Linked DNA regions of Homo sapiens: region 2 is linked to region 1. A link is a loop called in an ENCODE intact Hi-C map of the cell type or tissue named here. Cell type or tissue: mammary epithelial cell. All regions are shown on one strand.

Region 1 (8,000 bases):
GAACTGGGAAGGGAAACTGTCATTCACATCTCTCAGTCAAAGATACGTAGGCACATGCATGGACACAAACATAGCCCTCTTCTGCAGGAGTCAGAAAGGCTGGTGATTCAGAGACTGGGCTCTGTAATCCAGCAGCCCTGGATTGAAATCCTGACTCTGTGGCTCTGGCTGAGTCACCTGTCCTCTGTGAGCAACAGCCTCCTCACCTATAGAAAGAAAATGTTGCCAGCAGTTAACTCAATATGGCTTTGTGGTGACTCGATGAGATGCTGCATGCAGAGGCTGGACACAGTGCCTGACACAAGGAGAGACTCTGTATGGAAGCTCTAAGGGTAATACTAAAAAATGCAATCTCACTTCTGAAGCCAGGGAGCCATAAAGTATTTCATTCAGAGTGCAAGGAAGAAAGTCCACAGGAAGACATGAAGCCTTTTTTTTTTTTTATACAGAGTTTTGCTCTGTTGCCCAGGCTGGAGTGCAGTGGCATGATTTTGGCTCACTGCAACCTCTGCCTCCCAGGTTCAAGCGATTGTTGTGCTTCAGCCTCCCGAGTAGCTGAGCTTACAGATGCACGCCACCACGCCCAGCTAATATTTTGTATTTTAAGAGAGATGGGGTTTCACCATGTTGGCCAGGCTGGTCTTGAACTCCTGACCTCAAGTGATCCACCGGCCTCAGCCTCCCAAAGTGCTGGGATTACAGGTGTGAGCCACCATGCCCAGCCAGCATGAAGCCTTTCATTTGCTGCTACCCATTCCGTATGGCTTTCTCTGGGTGTGTGTTTGGTGAGTCCTTTGCCTTTGGTTTCTAGGACTCATAGAGAAATGACAGACCCTTCCTACTGCATTTAATTGGAGAGGAGCACAGAGACCTGAGATTATAATGATGACGTCTTAAATGTCAAGTGCTTCAAAAGTCTGCTGTTGCACTCACTGTCACCCTAAACAGCTCTGGAAACCAAAACCCTGCAGCCACCTAAAGCATGCCCTGAGTCTCTCAGCCAGGTTTCATCTGGGAAATCTGAGTGACAGTGACGTGCAGGCAGCTGGAAGACGCACAGTAAACCGAGGAGCCTGTGATGAGCTCAGAGGAGGTGAGTTGATGATCTGCTATTTATAGCCCCACTAAGAGGCTCTGGCCGCCAGCTCCATGTGAGTCTGGGTGGAAATGATGCCTTCGCAGAGCTGAGAGCACAAAATGAAGTTGGTGATTCATGGGCAGCAGCCACTTGAAAATATGAACACTCCTGCGTCCCCAGCCCCGCCGGCCTTTCACACCCATTTGGAGGCGTGTTGAGCAGAGCTGCTAGCCTGCTGCATCCTAGTCTGCATGTGTTTGGGCAGGATGTGAGGACAGGCCGGTTCTACCCTGACAAGGAGCCTGCAAAGGGCAGCAGCACGCCTGGGAGCACTCCAAGAACGTCTGCCCACCCCCCGAGAGGCCTCGGCTGGAACCCAGGGCAGGGCTGAGTAAGAGGTAAGCCCCGAGAGGACCTGCGGTCACAGAGAAAGGACACTTCCTGCTCCTGCCCTCTGTCTCCAGGGGCGACGCTGGCAACAGAGCAGCTTTCTGATGACGCTTGTTCTGCTGAACATACAAAAATTTACAATGAGGAAACCCTTGCAGCTTGACATTTCCCCCCGCACAATTCCACAGCCCAGCACCTGTCACCTGAAATAGCTATTGTTTATTTTCCTCAGTAACATCTTGGCTTCCAGGCCAAAGTCTACTTGGAGGCCCAAACTCAACTCACCCTATGTGAGGAATGCCCTGGAGGTCTCTCAGTTTCCCACAACCAAACTGGATTTAAAGGGCCAAACCAGGATAAGGAGGCCAGCTGAGCTCTGAAGCCAGATTGTCTGGGTTCAGATTCTTTCTCTACACTTGCAGCCACGTGGCTTCAGTCAAATTGCCCTCTGAGACTCAGTTTTTCTCATTGGTAAAATGAGGATAATTACAGAACCTACCTCACTGGGTTGCGGTGAAGGGTGACATTTGAGTAGTGGTCAGCCCAGCATCCAGCACATGGACAGACTTGATACTGGACACTGCTGCTGCTGCTTTTGCTGTTGAAGTTGTTTTCACTCCTGGGTTTTGGTCCCTGTACTGATAGCACTCCTTTGCACACAGTCTATGGCACTGAGGTTCCTTGTGGAGGTGGTGCCCTGAGGCTTCAATAGAGACCCTCTGCCCATCACAAACAAACCCCATATCAGGCTGCCAAGCATAGTGGACTTCACCCCGGGGGCATCTCAGCCCCATGCTTGACCGGCCCCTGCCTTTGCCTAGGAACCAAGTGCCTTTCCCTTGGGGCTGGGCTTTGCCCGGGTTGACTACCCTGATGCTTCTGCTCCTCTATGTCCTGGGGTGGTCTTGGGGGTATTAACTGTCACCATCCAGTGGAGGGTTTCACCGAGGGTCCCAGGTGCTAACATGAGGTCTGTGGCCAGCAGGCAGCCTGGATGACTGGCCGGATAGGCAGCAGGGAGGGCCTGGATGACTGGCCGGATAGGCCCACCTCACCTATGGGCTGCACTTGCAGCACAAACTGCTGATTCATGGAGACTCATGAGGCCTTGGCTATCTGTACATTCTCCATCTCCAGCTGTCGGCCAAAATATAATTGTAGTTGTCACTTTGGCAGAGAGATACTATGATGTGTCCTATCTCCAAGGCAGTGAGCTTTTGGAAGATAGGAGGGATCTGCAGCTGCTCCTGTGGAGAGAACCATTCTGGAAAGTGGTCTGTGTGAAGTGCACCCAGGTGCAGTCCCAGGAGTGGTGTGAGCAGCAGGGTGAGGCCCTATATTAGAATGGGCACTGGTGTTGCCTGTGTCTGCATCTACAGTAATGCAATTCTGATGACATCAATGAATAACAGAGAGGCTGCCATTGAAATGAGGCATTGTTGGCAGCTATGCGGACTTGGAAAACAGCCACCAGGCTTATGCACAAGTCAGAATCCATCGTGTGTGGGGTAAATGAGTGGTTAGACCATGGGGTACATGGTGTAAGGGAGATGATGCCAGAGACATAGCTAGGACCAGACTGAGAAGCAAGGGACTCGAAGACCAGGCCATGCAGCTTGGACTTGATCCTGGACATAGGGAAAGTGATGTGATTAGAGGATGTGGGGGTTCTGGGCTCAAGCATCCTCGAAGGGTCGCACTAAGGGCAAGGCTCCCCCTCCCCACGGCAGTTGGCAAGCAGCGGCTTGCTGTTTGAGAAGGTGTTTACTCCTCTGGAGCATGAGTCCCACACTCAGAAGGTGCTGAGACTCTGCTCGTAGGGTAAGCATATGAAGGGCCGGTCCCAGCCAGGACAGCTGGGAGTGCGCAGTCAGCAAGGCAAAGCACCAGGCTTATGTCTTCCCTCTTCTTCCATCCTTCTTGGCCAGGAGTTTATTATTGAAGCACCTGTGTGCAGATGTGCTAAATGTAGATGACTGCACCACTCAGGTCAAAGGTCAGGGAGGCTCCTGGGACTGAGAGATGACCCCGCTGCCTGTGGATGTGGCCTCCCTCCCCACTAAGGAAACAGCAGAGGCAAACATCCAAGCTTGCCTGATGGAGGAATTCCTAGAAGAAAGGTTCTATCCTTATGTACTTAAATACTGATTTAGAGGTTGGTTAATGGAGACAGAAGAATACTAAGTGTTGGGAGCCGTTACCAGTGGAGGACCCACCCATGAGCACGGAAGCCAGAGCATATCTGGACCATCATGTAAGTCCGGAGGAAGACACGATTCAGTTGACAAAAATTTGTGTACCCTCCTCAGAAGTGCATTGTTGTGCAAGAAATGGTTTGGCAGTGACTCTCCCCTTTCAGCTGCAAGCCATCAAGGGCTGAATGCCTCTCCAGTTGCCAGAGGAGGAGTGGCTTGTAGAGCGGATGTTCCCAGTCTGGCAGAATCTTCTGTCAAGTGTTCCCTGAGTTGGGCTGCCAGGGGGCAGGTGTTGAACAGTGAGGAAGTCCTCTCACCTGAGCAGCTTCTGATGCAAGAGGGGTGTCGTGAGTGCCTGGAATCCTATGCCTGTGGGTGGAGCGTGAACTTAGCCTCTTCCCTGAGGGTAGGCAGCATGTCATAACCACTTCTGGCTGCCCATGGCTGGTTTGGGGCAATATGCCAAGATGTAGTTTTGCCTATTTGGTTTGCTTTTTCCTTTAAAATGTACAAAAGTTAATAACATGTAATGGGTTTTTAAAAAATTATAAAATATGAGATACAATCAGAAAAGTCCAAACAGACCGGGTGAGGTGGCTCACACCTGTAATCCCAGCACTTTGGGAGGCCGAGGGAGTGGATCACCTGAGGTCAGGAGTTTTAGACCAGCCTGGCAAACATGGTGAAGCCCCATCTCTACTAAAAATACAAAAATTAGCTGGGCGTGGTGGTGTGCTTTGCCTGTAGTCCCAGCTACTCAGGAGGCTGAGGCAGGAGAATTGCTTGAACCTGGGAGGCTAAGGTTGCAGTGAGCCAAGACTGTGCCACTGCACTGCACTCCAGCCTGGGTGATAGAGCAAGACTCTATCTCAAAAAAAAAAAAAAAGAAAAAAAAGAAAGAAAAGAAAAGTCCAAACAACTATACATACAGCTTAACAAATAATTATAACATGAATGCACTCCAGACTGGGTGACAAAGTGAGACCCTGTCTCAAAAAAAAAAAAAAAAAAAAAGGAAAAGGAAAAAAAGATTTAATTCATGAGTGAGCCAATAAAATATTACAACCAATTCAAAGGAGAACTCAAAGTATCACAAATAATAGTCAGATGAAGAAAGTTGATTTTAGAAATGGATGCAAAACTGGTCAATATCCATGAGGCAGTAGTCAGTTGCAATTCAGACACAATTTGCATTTCTGTGAACAGGAATTATTTGCATTGGTATGACGTTTCTACAATTTAATTTCTATCTTGAGAGGGTTGAGAAATAGTCTAGTCAAAGACAACAAAAGCCAGAGATAACCTGGATGAATAAGTTATTCAGGACACCCCCCAAGTTTCAACATCATTCACAGTTTCTTCTTACACTTGTAATTGGTTCCCTACCTACCTCCCTCCTAGAAATTCCCCTCTGCACGTTCCTACTGCCCTGTTTGAACCAGCTGACCCCACCCTTCCTCCCATGTTATGGTGATGGGCCAGGGCTGAAAGCCTAACCTGGGGGAACGTACTTATCACCTAAGCTGAGCCAAACAAGTGCTCCCAAGGCTTGGACACTGCTTCTACAGGGGTGGGCACTGACATTGTCAGACTCGGGCAGGCAGACTCAGGCAGGCACACCCAGGGCTGGTAGTCATAATGGGCCTTGTAAAAGATAACCAAGCATTTTCTGTAAAGGGTAACAGATTAGGAATACAAAGAGAAAAAACTGTAGTCCAGTGAGAAAGACAGAGTACCTGTCCAATGAGCTTGCAGTGCCTGGGATGACTTCCTGCATTTGGGTTCCATTAGAGTCCCCCTTTATGCCTGAATCAGTTTGGGTGGGTGTCTGTTCCACTAATTGCCTATCTGAAAGAATAGCTGACGTACAAGATGTATGATGACCTGCAGGGCTGAGGTCTTTTTCTTTTTCTTTCTTTCTTTTTTCTTTTTTTTTTGAGAGAGTCTCACTCTGTTGCTCAGGCTGGAGTGCAGTGGCACCATCTTGCTCACTGCAGCCTCTGCCTCCTGAGTTCAAGCAATTCTCCCACCTCAGCCTCCCAAGTAGCTGGGATTACAGGGGCCCGCCACTACTCCCGGCTAATTTTTTTTTTTGTATTTTTAGTAAAGATGGGGTTTCACCATGTTGGCCAGGCTGGTCTCCAACTCCTGACCTCAGGTGATCCACCCACCTTGGCCTCCCAAAGTGCTGGGATTACAGGTATGAGCCACCAGGCCTGGCCAAAAGTCTGGTGTTTCTTGAGAGTCAGGGGAGGGGTTAGTTGAAGGGGGCAATGTGGCCAATTACTTGGGGTCCTGGGGGCCTCAGAGGGAAGTCGGTGCTTCACTTGAAGAGTATGGGGTTTAAGAAAGTGAGTGCTGTGGTCAGATCTGTACTTTGGAACAATCACTCTGGCTGCTGGTGGAGAACAGGTGGGAGGGATAATGGACAGGAGGCATAAAGACCCCTCAGGAGGCAGCCACAGGCATCCAAGCCAGAAGCGATCACCTGAACAGAGGAAAGGGGTGGAAGGAACCGACTCAAGAAATGTTGGGCCAGAATTTCACCTGAAAAACAAGACAAAGAGAACCCTTAGGTTTTCAGTCAGGACCACCATGTGGTTAGAGTGTCACCATCATAGGAGAAAGAAACCATAACTAGCGGGTGGGCTGGGAGATGACGAGCTCAGTTTAAGACTTGGTGAGTGTGAAAGAGCTATAGGCATCTAGGAGGAAGCATCTGGCAGGCAGGTGGATACACAGGTCTGAAATGGAGGGAGGGTTTGGCCTGCAAGGCTGGAGAGAGGAGGCTGGAGTGAATGTGCCATGAACAAGTTTACATGAATGTGACTGGGGAGCAGGGAAGAGGGGGAAAGTGCAGGAACGTAATGCCTCTTGACCCTAAAATTCTCACTTGCTGAGAGTAAGGGTGAGGGGAGGGGCTGGGGGCAGGAAGGGGGAGTTTAGAACATTTATTATGGGAAACAGGAGAGAAGCTGACCCAGGCACAGCTATGACATCTAAGAGGAGTCAGGAGACTAGTTCTTGCCAAAGGAATGTTGATTGAGGATGACATGTCACTTCCAGCCCAAGAGAGTTAAGAAGAAGACGTGACTTCTCCACTCTTCCTTTCCCCTTCTCCCAGTTCGATGCCCCTTTGTTACAGACTGAATGTTTGTGTCCCCCCAAAAATTCCTATGTTGAAACGGAATCCCCAGTGTGATGATTTGGAGGTGGAGCCTTTGGGAGGTGATTAGGTCTTAAGGGTGGCGCCCTTAGGATGGGATTAGTGCCTGTATAATAAGAGGCCAGCGGCCAGGCATGGTGGCTCAAGCCTGTAATCCCAGCACTTTGAGAGGCTGAGGTGGCTGGGTCACTTGAGGTCAGGAGTTTAAGATCAGCCTGGCTAACACGGTGAAACCCCATCTCTACTAAAAATACAAAAATTACCCGGGTGTGGTGGCGCATGCCTGCAGTCCCAGCTACTCAGGAGGCTGAGGCAGGAGGATTGCTTGAACCCAGGAGTCAGAGGTTGCAGTGAGCGGAGATTGCACTACTGCACTCCAGCCTGGGCAAGTGAGTGAGACCCTGTCTCAAAAAAAAAAAAAAGGAGGAAAGAAAAAGAAAGAAAGAAAGAAAGAAAGAAAGAAAGAAAGAAAGAAAGAGAAAGAAAGAAAGAAAGAAAGAGGGAGCCAGAGAACTACCTTGTTCTTTTTCTTTTTTTTTTTTTTTTGGAAGCAGAGTCTCACTCTGTTGCCAGGCTGGAGTGCAGTGATGCAATCTCAGCTCACTGCAACCTCCGCCTCCTGGGTTCAAGCGATTCTCCTGCCTCAGCCTCTCGAGTACCTGGGACTACAGGTGCACACCACCACGCCCAGCTAATTTTTGTATTTTTAGTAGAGATGGGGTTTCACCATGTTGGCCAGGATGGTCTTCGTCTCTTGACCTTGTGATTTGCCCGCTTCGGCCTCTCAAAGTGCTGGGATTACAAGTGTGAGCCACCACGCCTGGCTGACAGCTTGTTCTTTTTCTACCATGTGAGAATGCAAGGAGAAGTCAGCAGTCTGCAGCCCAGAAGAGGGCCCTCACCACAGCTTGAGTGTCTTGGTATCCTGATCTCAGACTTCTAGCACCCAGAACTATGAAAAATACATTTCTATTGTTCATGAGCCACCCAGTCGATGATACTTTGTTATAGCAGCCTGAATTGACTAAGACAGCCTTGGAAACCACATGTTGGAGATGGTGAAGCCACAGTGTGGGAAGATCCTGGATTCTTGAATCATCACTTGGAGGACAAACACCACTGATCAGGAACACACATTTAGTTTTCTGTTAGCAAGAAATCAACTACATTG
Region 2 (8,000 bases), 140 kb after region 1:
TTGGATCCTGGTGGGGGTATGTGCGTGGAGCCAAGGGCCACTGGCCCCCACTCCTACCCTTCACCATCCAATTAGTAGGCCCAGACGGGGGCCTGCAAGGGTCCTGAGTTGTGCGTCACTAGGCAGAGAGCCAGAGGTTGGAATGTGGGCATCAGGCCTGCCCTCAGGGAGCTTTCTGGTTGACTAGGCCACAGCAGTTCAGGAGCTGATTGCATGTGAACAGGTACAGAGAAGAAGTCCTAGTGGCTCTCTGCTGGTGCTGAGGCAGGAAGGGCCAGAAGCTGGTGAGCTTCCCTGAACCCTGGTGTGCCTGGGAGTCAGTTCCGAAGAAGGCAGCTGTCCCAGAGATGTGACAGGACCTGGCTGTTGTTTCTCTCTGACCCTAACAGGATTTATGCCCTGCATCCGCGGTGTTTTTCACTGTTTCATTCTTATTATTCTTATTCTCTTGGCGTCACATGCGTTTAGTGGATCTGGAAATCAAAGGCTGAAGGAAGCGCTGACATTGATCGTATCTGTTAATTGTGGATATTGCCAGACACAGGGCCCTTCTTGGAGCGTATACATGTTAAGAAGGGCAACACTTAGCCCCCAAAACAGTACCCCAGTGTTGCGTTTACATGCAGCAGAAATAGCTGGATGGAGAGAGATTTTGAGCCAGGGTCTGCCAATGCCACTTCAGCCTCAGGGCTGAGCTGGGCCTGGAGAGGAAAGCTGCTGAGCCACCGTTGGAGCAAATGACTGAGGACCTCTGCTGCCCCTACTTCTGCCCCAGAGCTGAGCTGACCTGATTGTGCTTTGGCATCACCACCCACTCTGGCCCCAACATCTAGCCTTGCCAAGTTCAGGTGCTAGTCATGACCATGTAGAGCTCACCGTGTACCCAAAGACTGTGGCAGCTTCCTGGCTGCTGGAGCTTTCCAGGCCCCCTATCTTCTGTTTATTCACTCAGCCAGCATTAACTGAGCATGGACTGGATAGGGTTGCTGCCCTTGTGGAATGCACCATCTGGAGAGAGAGAGGAATGTGGTATCGCAGACGCTACAGTTGCTGCCAGTTTAGGGATAGAAGTATCAGGGATGTCTTCCCAGAAGCAGTGATGCTCCAACAACATCTCAGGCACTTGGCTGTGGCCACATATCGGCTGCAGAAGGAGAAGCCCATGCAAGGCACCCACAGTTGAGGAAGCAGAGGGTGGCAAGCCACGAGCAGTGCCCTCAGGCACAGGATTCCAGAAGCATGGGCAAGAGCCTGGAGGGTCCACATCCCCACATTGGTTCTGGGGACATTTGCAACTCCTTGTCTTGAGTGTCAACAACAGGCAGCTCTTTGTTCAGGGCAGGGCAGGGTATTTGGAGATGACTGGTTTGCCCTGTCCAAAGCTGCTGCTCACACTGTTGAGAGGCTTGACGCCTGGGGTGGGACATGGGCTGTGTGCATATCGGCGAGGCTGTCTGGCCTGGCGGCTGGACAAAGCCTCCTAGTGGAGATGATATTTGGCCTGTGAACTGAATCAGGTGAAGGATAGGAGAAGAAAACAGCATATTTGGAGACTTAGTGGCCAGAGCATGTCTTGGCAGAGAAACTGGAAGGAGGCTGGAATGGCTGCACCAGGCAGAAGGAAGACTCCTAAAGTGGGGATGACGGGTAACCTGGGTCACATGTGCGAGATCTTCTTGTAGCCTGGGGGAGGAGCTTACACTGTCCTGAGAGCAGTGGGGAGCCTCAGGAGCCTGCCTCCAGAGTATCTAGGCATTAGTTACATGCCATGTTACAGATGAGATTGCCCAGGCACAGTGGCTCATGCCTAAAATCCCAGCACTTTGGGAGACCACAGTGGGAAGATCACTTGAAGCCAGGAGTTCCAGACCAGCCTGTCTCTACAAAAAAAAAAAAATACAAAAATTAGCTGAGCATGGTGACACATGCCTGTATTCCTAGCTGCTTGGGGAGCAGAAGTAGGATTGCTTGAGCCCAGTAGTTTGAGGCTGCAAGCGAGCTATGATTACACCACTGTACTCCAGCCTGGGTAACAGAGCCAGGCTCTGTCTCTAAAAAATAAATAAATAAACAGATGTGGCCAGGCACAGTGGCTCGCACCTGTAATCCCAGCACTTTGGGAGGCCAAGGTGGAAGGATTACTGGAGCCCAAGAGTTCAAGACCAGTCTGGGCAAAATAGCAAGACCCTGTCTCTACAAAATTTGAAAATTAGCCGGGTGTGGTGGCATGCACCTGTGGTCCCAGCTACTCAGGAGGCTGAGGCTGGAGGATCGCTTGAGCCTGGGAGGTCAAGGCTGCAGTAAACTATGATTGTACTACTGCGCTCCATCATGGGCAACAGAGCAAGACTCTCTCTCAAAACAAACCAAAACAGATGAGACTGAGGCCTGGCCTGAACTGAAAGGATACAAGGGCCAGGGGTGCACCCTGAATCTCCCATCTAGTTTGCTGCCTGACTTTGAAAGCCAACCAAGAGACCATGGCAGGAGACTGGTTCAGGGTTGCTGACCCTGGGGTTAGGAATGGAACCCAAGCCTCTTGACCCCTCAGGTAGTGTTCCTTCCACCTACATGTCTAGCTCCTCAGCCTGGCATTCAAGGCCCTGCCCTGTCCAGACTCCCTTCCAGCCATTCTTCCCACCACCCACACTCTCTCCCAAGACTACAGGTTGTGCAGGTCAGACTGGAGTCCAGGTCCTGCGAGGGCCTCTCCTCGTGGCCCTGTGGCCACCCCAAGTCCCCCACAGGCCACAGTGGACAGTTGGTCCACCCCACCATGCCAGCCATCCCCTAACTCCAACCTTTTTGCTGTGGAGGGTGAGCACTGGCTGATGGAGGACTCCTGGGCTGCCACGCAGGGATCTTGGTGCTGACCGAGGCCACTCAGGGTAACCATCTCCCTCCTCCTCTCACTTTCCCTGACACAGAGCGGTCTGGGAGGAGAGCAAAGGGCAAGAAGAGTGACTCGAAGAGGAAGGGCTGCGAGGGCTCCAAGGGCAGCACTGAGAAGAAAGAGAAAGTGAAGGCGGGGCCTGACTCAGTCCTGGGGCAGCTGGGTGAGTGAGGGCCATGCTGGCCTGCAGACACGGCAGGCTTGACCATCACCACGCTTGCAGCTCTGTCTGCCCTGCGGAAGGCCAGCTGCACAGAGTAGGAGACTGAGGCTCAAGAGCGGTAACCAGGCCCTTGCTTGCCCAGGTGCACACACCTTCCACCCACAAAGGAGACAGATCTCAGAGCCCCGTGTGACATCCTGGGAAATGCCCCGTCTGTAGACCTGGATGGAGGCTGGGCCACGCCCACTCAGGAACTGTCCAGTCATTCCCCTGGCTGGGGGGTCCTGGGTGCTGGATTTTCCCAGAGGCCCCTGGGACAGCCCCATGCTGGGAGGGGAGGATCTGCCAGAAAGCCCCATCCTTGTCCTACTCTCCCAGAATCCTCTAAGTGGGCCCTTCCTGCAACAGCAGCAGACTCTCCTGGAGCTGCCCAGAGGAGTGGCTGCAGGCTCTGGCCCTGCCCACCACCTCCACTGTCCCAGGCCTCCTGTTAGGCAGAGCAGCCTAATGGGAGCAGTGTGACTCATGGACCTCACGTGCTTCCTCCAGAGATCTCAGGGAGCATCATGGAGTCCCCTTCCAGACCTTGCCTCTGGGATGGAAGCCCCAGGTCATCCTTTCTGTCCCTCTGTCTCAAGAAGGGGACAACCCAGGCGTGGTGGTGCATGCCTGTATTCCTAGCTGCTCAGGAGGCTGAGTTGGGAGGATCGCTTGAGCCCAGGAGGTTGAGGCTGCAGTGCACCATGATCATGCCACTGCACTCCAGCCTGGGTGACAGAGCAAGACCCTGTTCCTTCATTTCACACCCCTCCCGCAAAAAGAAGGGGATAACTTGGGTGTCTAACAGGAAACCCAGTCTCCCGTCTCGCCAGCTGCCCCCTCCCAAGACCTCGGTAAGGAAGGAAGGCTCTGCCGCCCTCACATCTGCTGGCGTCTCACTTGCCTCCCCTCTCCCTGACATCCAGGAGGGACTGGATACTGCTTGCTACCCCTATTCGTACCTGATCCCTTTATCCATGCTCTTTGCTGCAAGCGCTGGGAGGCAACGCTTATAAAGACTGAGCGCCCTCTGGCGGCCTGAGGGCATTTTCCTCCAGATTCCTCCTTCCCCAACCCCACCAGAATGGGGGTAGTGGGCAGGTCCAACTTCGTGGGTAGCAACCTGTGCAGTGCCACGGGGTCCTTGTTCTTGGTTAATGCTCTGCTGCTGCCACCTTGAATTTTCTTTCCCATGGCAGGCTTTCTGGTAAAATCCAAAAAACCTGCTAGACAAACTAAAAGAGCTATAACACTCCACCTTGAAATTCTTAATAATATTTGAACAAGGAGCCTATATTTTCATTTTACACTCTAGCCCACAAATTATGAAGCCCATCTTGAGGGCAGCACGTCCTTCTGGAGAGAAGCGTATAAGTAGTCCCTACTCTTTGGTGGTGTTGGCAGGAGGGATGGACAAAACAAGATAGCTCACCTGGGTCTGGCACAGGGGGACAGAGAGAAGACGATGCCTGGTGGTGTGCTGGGAGCGTCAGTGGGCTTCCTGAAAGGGTGGGACACACGTCTGCTGGCGTCTCACTTGCCTCCTCTCTCCCCTCAGCAGGCCTGTCCACCTCATTCCCCATCGATGGCACCTTCTTCAACAGCTGGCTGGCACAGTCGGTGCAGATCACAGCAGAGAACATGGCCATGAGCGAGTGGCCACTGAACAATGGGCACCGCGAGGACCCTGCTCCAGGGCTGCTGTCAGAGGAACTGCTGCAGGACGAGGAGACACTGCTCAGCTTCATGCGGGACCCCTCGCTGCGACCTGGTGACCCTGCTAGGAAGGCCCGAGGCCGCACCCGCCTGCCTGCCAAGAAGAAACCACCACCACCACCACCGCAGGACGGGCCTGGTTCACGGACGACTCCAGACAAAGCCCCCAAGAAGACCTGGGGCCAGGATGCAGGCAGTGGCAAGGGGGGTCAAGGGCCACCTACCAGGAAGCCACCACGTCGGACATCTTCTCACTTGCCGTCCAGCCCTGCAGCCGGGGACTGTCCCATCCTAGCCACCCCTGAAAGCCCCCCGCCACTGGCCCCTGAGACCCCGGACGAGGCAGCCTCAGTAGCTGCTGACTCAGATGTCCAAGTGCCTGGCCCTGCAGCAAGCCCTAAGCCTTTGGGCCGGCTCCGGCCACCCCGCGAGAGCAAGGTAACCCGGAGATTGCCGGGTGCCAGGCCTGATGCTGGGATGGGACCACCTTCAGCTGTGGCTGAGAGGCCCAAGGTCAGCCTGCATTTTGACACTGAGACTGATGGCTACTTCTCTGATGGGGAGATGAGCGACTCAGATGTAGAGGCCGAGGACGGTGGGGTGCAGCGGGGTCCCCGGGAGGCAGGGGCAGAGGAGGTGGTCCGCATGGGCGTACTGGCCTCCTAACTCACCCCCTTCCCTGTCCCAGGCCCTGCCCTGGTCCCCCCACAAGGCCTCAGCCCAGTCACAACTGCCATTTCCAGTCTCTGCTGAGTGTCCCAGACCCTCGAGGCTGCCACTCCGTCGTGGTTTTATTTTTAATATAGAGAGAGTTTTGAATTCTACACTGTTGTCTTTCCTCTGTGCTGGCCTAGGACATTAGGATTCCTTCCACGGCTCCGGCCGCTAGGACCCTGCCAGGTCCCGCGCACCATCCCTGCCCTGCCCACGTGGTATTGCTGGGCTCCTGGCTAGATGCAAGCAAGGTGGACAAGAGCTCAGGACTCCAGCCCACTGCCACTGGGTGACACAGACTGTCGTTTGGGCATTATTTCATGGCAGATGGGCCAGTCCAGGGCCTACCCCGCCTTGCCCCCAGATCCCACTGGGGTCCATTTGGGGGGTCCTGCTACACTCCACCGATCCCCAAGGAAGTATAATAAACGATACCCAGCCAGAGTCTACTCACTGTCACAAGCACAACGAGTTTATATGAGAAAGCACTGAGGGGGTGCAGAGGGCCCGCTAGTTCCAGGGGAACTGAAAGCTGTTCCTGATCAGCCCGTATCATCTGAGGCCTGCCTGCCCACCCTGCCACCCTCCCCTCCCTTGCTGCTCTGCCCCTGCCAGTGCCCAGCCCAGCGGCTCTGGGAAGGGGTTCCCAGAATCCCTCCTGAGCTGTGCCATTTACTCAGGGGACTCCCAAACAGCCAGCTGCCAGTGCAGGTGGAGGGCTGTAGGGGAGGGCCAGTGCCCAGACAGGGTCATGGGGCTCAGACCAGCCCACTGTAGAGAATCACTCTGAGGCTCCAACTTCCTTCCTTCCTTCGGGGCCAGTCTCGGCCGAAGTCTGGTCACGCTCAGACAGAGCTGACCAGACCAGACCGTTTGCCTTTTCAAGTTTCCTAGTCCTGCTACAAGATGAGCTTCTTCCGTGGTTTCCTTTTGGAAACTCCTCCTTCCAACAAGCAGTGGGATCCCGGGGCCCAGGGCGGGCCGGTGTTGGCCGCTGGGGCTGTTGTAAGTCTTGCTGGATGTTCCCCTGTTCCTGAGCCTTAACCCCTCGCACAGCCATCCCCCCCCCCGTCCTGCCATCCCCCCCCGCCGTCCTGCCTTCCCCACCCCACCCTTAGGTCCCAGGTAGTTGCTCTGAAGAGTTTCAGTAGAGTGGCCCCAGGGTGATAGCTCAGGGAACAACAAAAAAGGAATTCCGTGAAAACATTTTTTTTTCTTTGATGAATTACTCCTGGGTCACTTCCACCACTGGTAAAGCCAGAACTTCTCCAAAAAGAACCTTGCAAAAAGTCCAGTGAATCAGTCGAATCATTCTGTGGATGCCAAAGAATATTTTGACCATAATACAGCACAGCCTGGACCTGACAACTTGTCATTTGGACTTTTTTTTAAATGGAGTTCTTTAGCAACAAAGTATAGAAACATGTTCATTGCACACACCCAAGGAGAAGAGCTCAAGCGCTTGGAAGAGGATGCTTTGCTGCTGCTGAAGTGTACCTGGGTGTTAGATTTCAGATCCTGGGCTGAGCCCACTGTGAGCTTTCCTAAACTGTGAGACTCACAGAGGGGAAAGATACTGACGGTGAAACCAGCATGGAAAACGTCTTTACCATGTGGTTCCCTCCTCCCCAAATACATAAAGCAAATAAGCAGGATGGGGAACAGCTTGACCTTCATCCACCCCTAACTCCAAAACTATCAAGGTACGACAGTGGCATTGTCATCGACACTCAATTTCATGTGAATTTTAGCAAAACAGGAAACAAAGATAATGACTCAGTTCAGAGGATCGGACAAATGTGTCTAGTCCGGGTGGACTCGGAGGGAGTGGGGTGGGCTTCAAGGATTCTGGGCGTTGGGATGGCATGAGCTACCCTGTAGAGTTTAGTCTGCCTGCCCGCCTTGGTAGTAGTGACCAGTCAGTGTCAGCATCAGTGTCCCAACCCCAGTCTCTGTTTACTGCCTTTGAACAGAACTTCTTCCTTCCCCATGCTTTGGGTCACCTCGGGCTGCAACCCTGTCTGTGCCAGATTGCCCGGTCTGACCCTGCAGGAAGCAAAGAGGTGAGCTTAAAGAACAACCAAACTCTGCCAGGGGTCCCAGAAAGCCCAGGGTCCAGCAGTCTCAGCACTTGGCCCCTTGCCCCTTCACACCATCCTGGGGCAGGGGCTGGGCCTCCCTGGTGGCAGGGGTGGGTGGAGAATTAGGGAGAGGGTGCAACGAGTCTGGCCCCTTGCCTCGGGCTGGCTGGTGTTCTTCCAAGAGCCTCTGCTCACATTGTTGGCCTCTGGATTCTGGCCCTTCTTCATTGGCTGTTGCTTTGGACTGGACTGTTGCTGAGCCTGTGTCCTGCAGAACCCAGATGTCTGTTAGGCTGGCTGGCTGCTGCGAGGGGAGGGGGGTGGCCTTTCATTTGGGGTGCCCTTTCACTCCCAGGCCAAGCCCTGGAGCAATCTTCTTCAGGCAGCTGTCTCC

What was found. Hi-C counts contacts between places; a loop is a spot of excess contacts. Peaks named below come from ENCODE experiments on the same cell type or tissue, not always from the same donor. Only the 100,000 strongest peaks of a DNase experiment are listed, where the experiment ranks them.
Region 2: a loop joins it to region 1, with 11 times the contacts of the local background. A loop is called at or near these places in 8 of 110 quality-filtered maps.

The regions. Positions count from the first base shown.
Region 1 is chr5:134,435,558-134,443,557 of GRCh38, forward strand. No RefSeq gene overlaps it. Among named protein-coding and RNA genes, the nearest start is that of LINC02999, 4.5 kb to the left of the region's middle. RefSeq lists enhancers at 661-1,860, 1,278-1,467, 1,568-1,637, 2,883-3,398, 3,399-3,912. In mammary epithelial cell, a CTCF peak has its summit at 3,966; DNase peaks (open chromatin) are centred at 144, 1,374 and 3,954; H3K27ac peaks cover 4,000 bases.
Region 2 is chr5:134,573,841-134,581,840 of GRCh38, forward strand. It overlaps JADE2 (jade family PHD finger 2), which reads left to right. Exons shown (of 12, transcript NM_001388185.1): 11 at 2,928-3,056; 12 at 4,654-8,000. The coding sequence ends at 5,477. It overlaps LOC124901191 (U7 small nuclear RNA), which reads right to left and starts at 4,350; the gene lies at 4,291-4,350. RefSeq lists enhancers at 7,235-7,767, 7,768-8,000. In mammary epithelial cell, a CTCF peak has its summit at 4,126 (motif pointing left); a DNase peak (open chromatin) is centred at 3,551.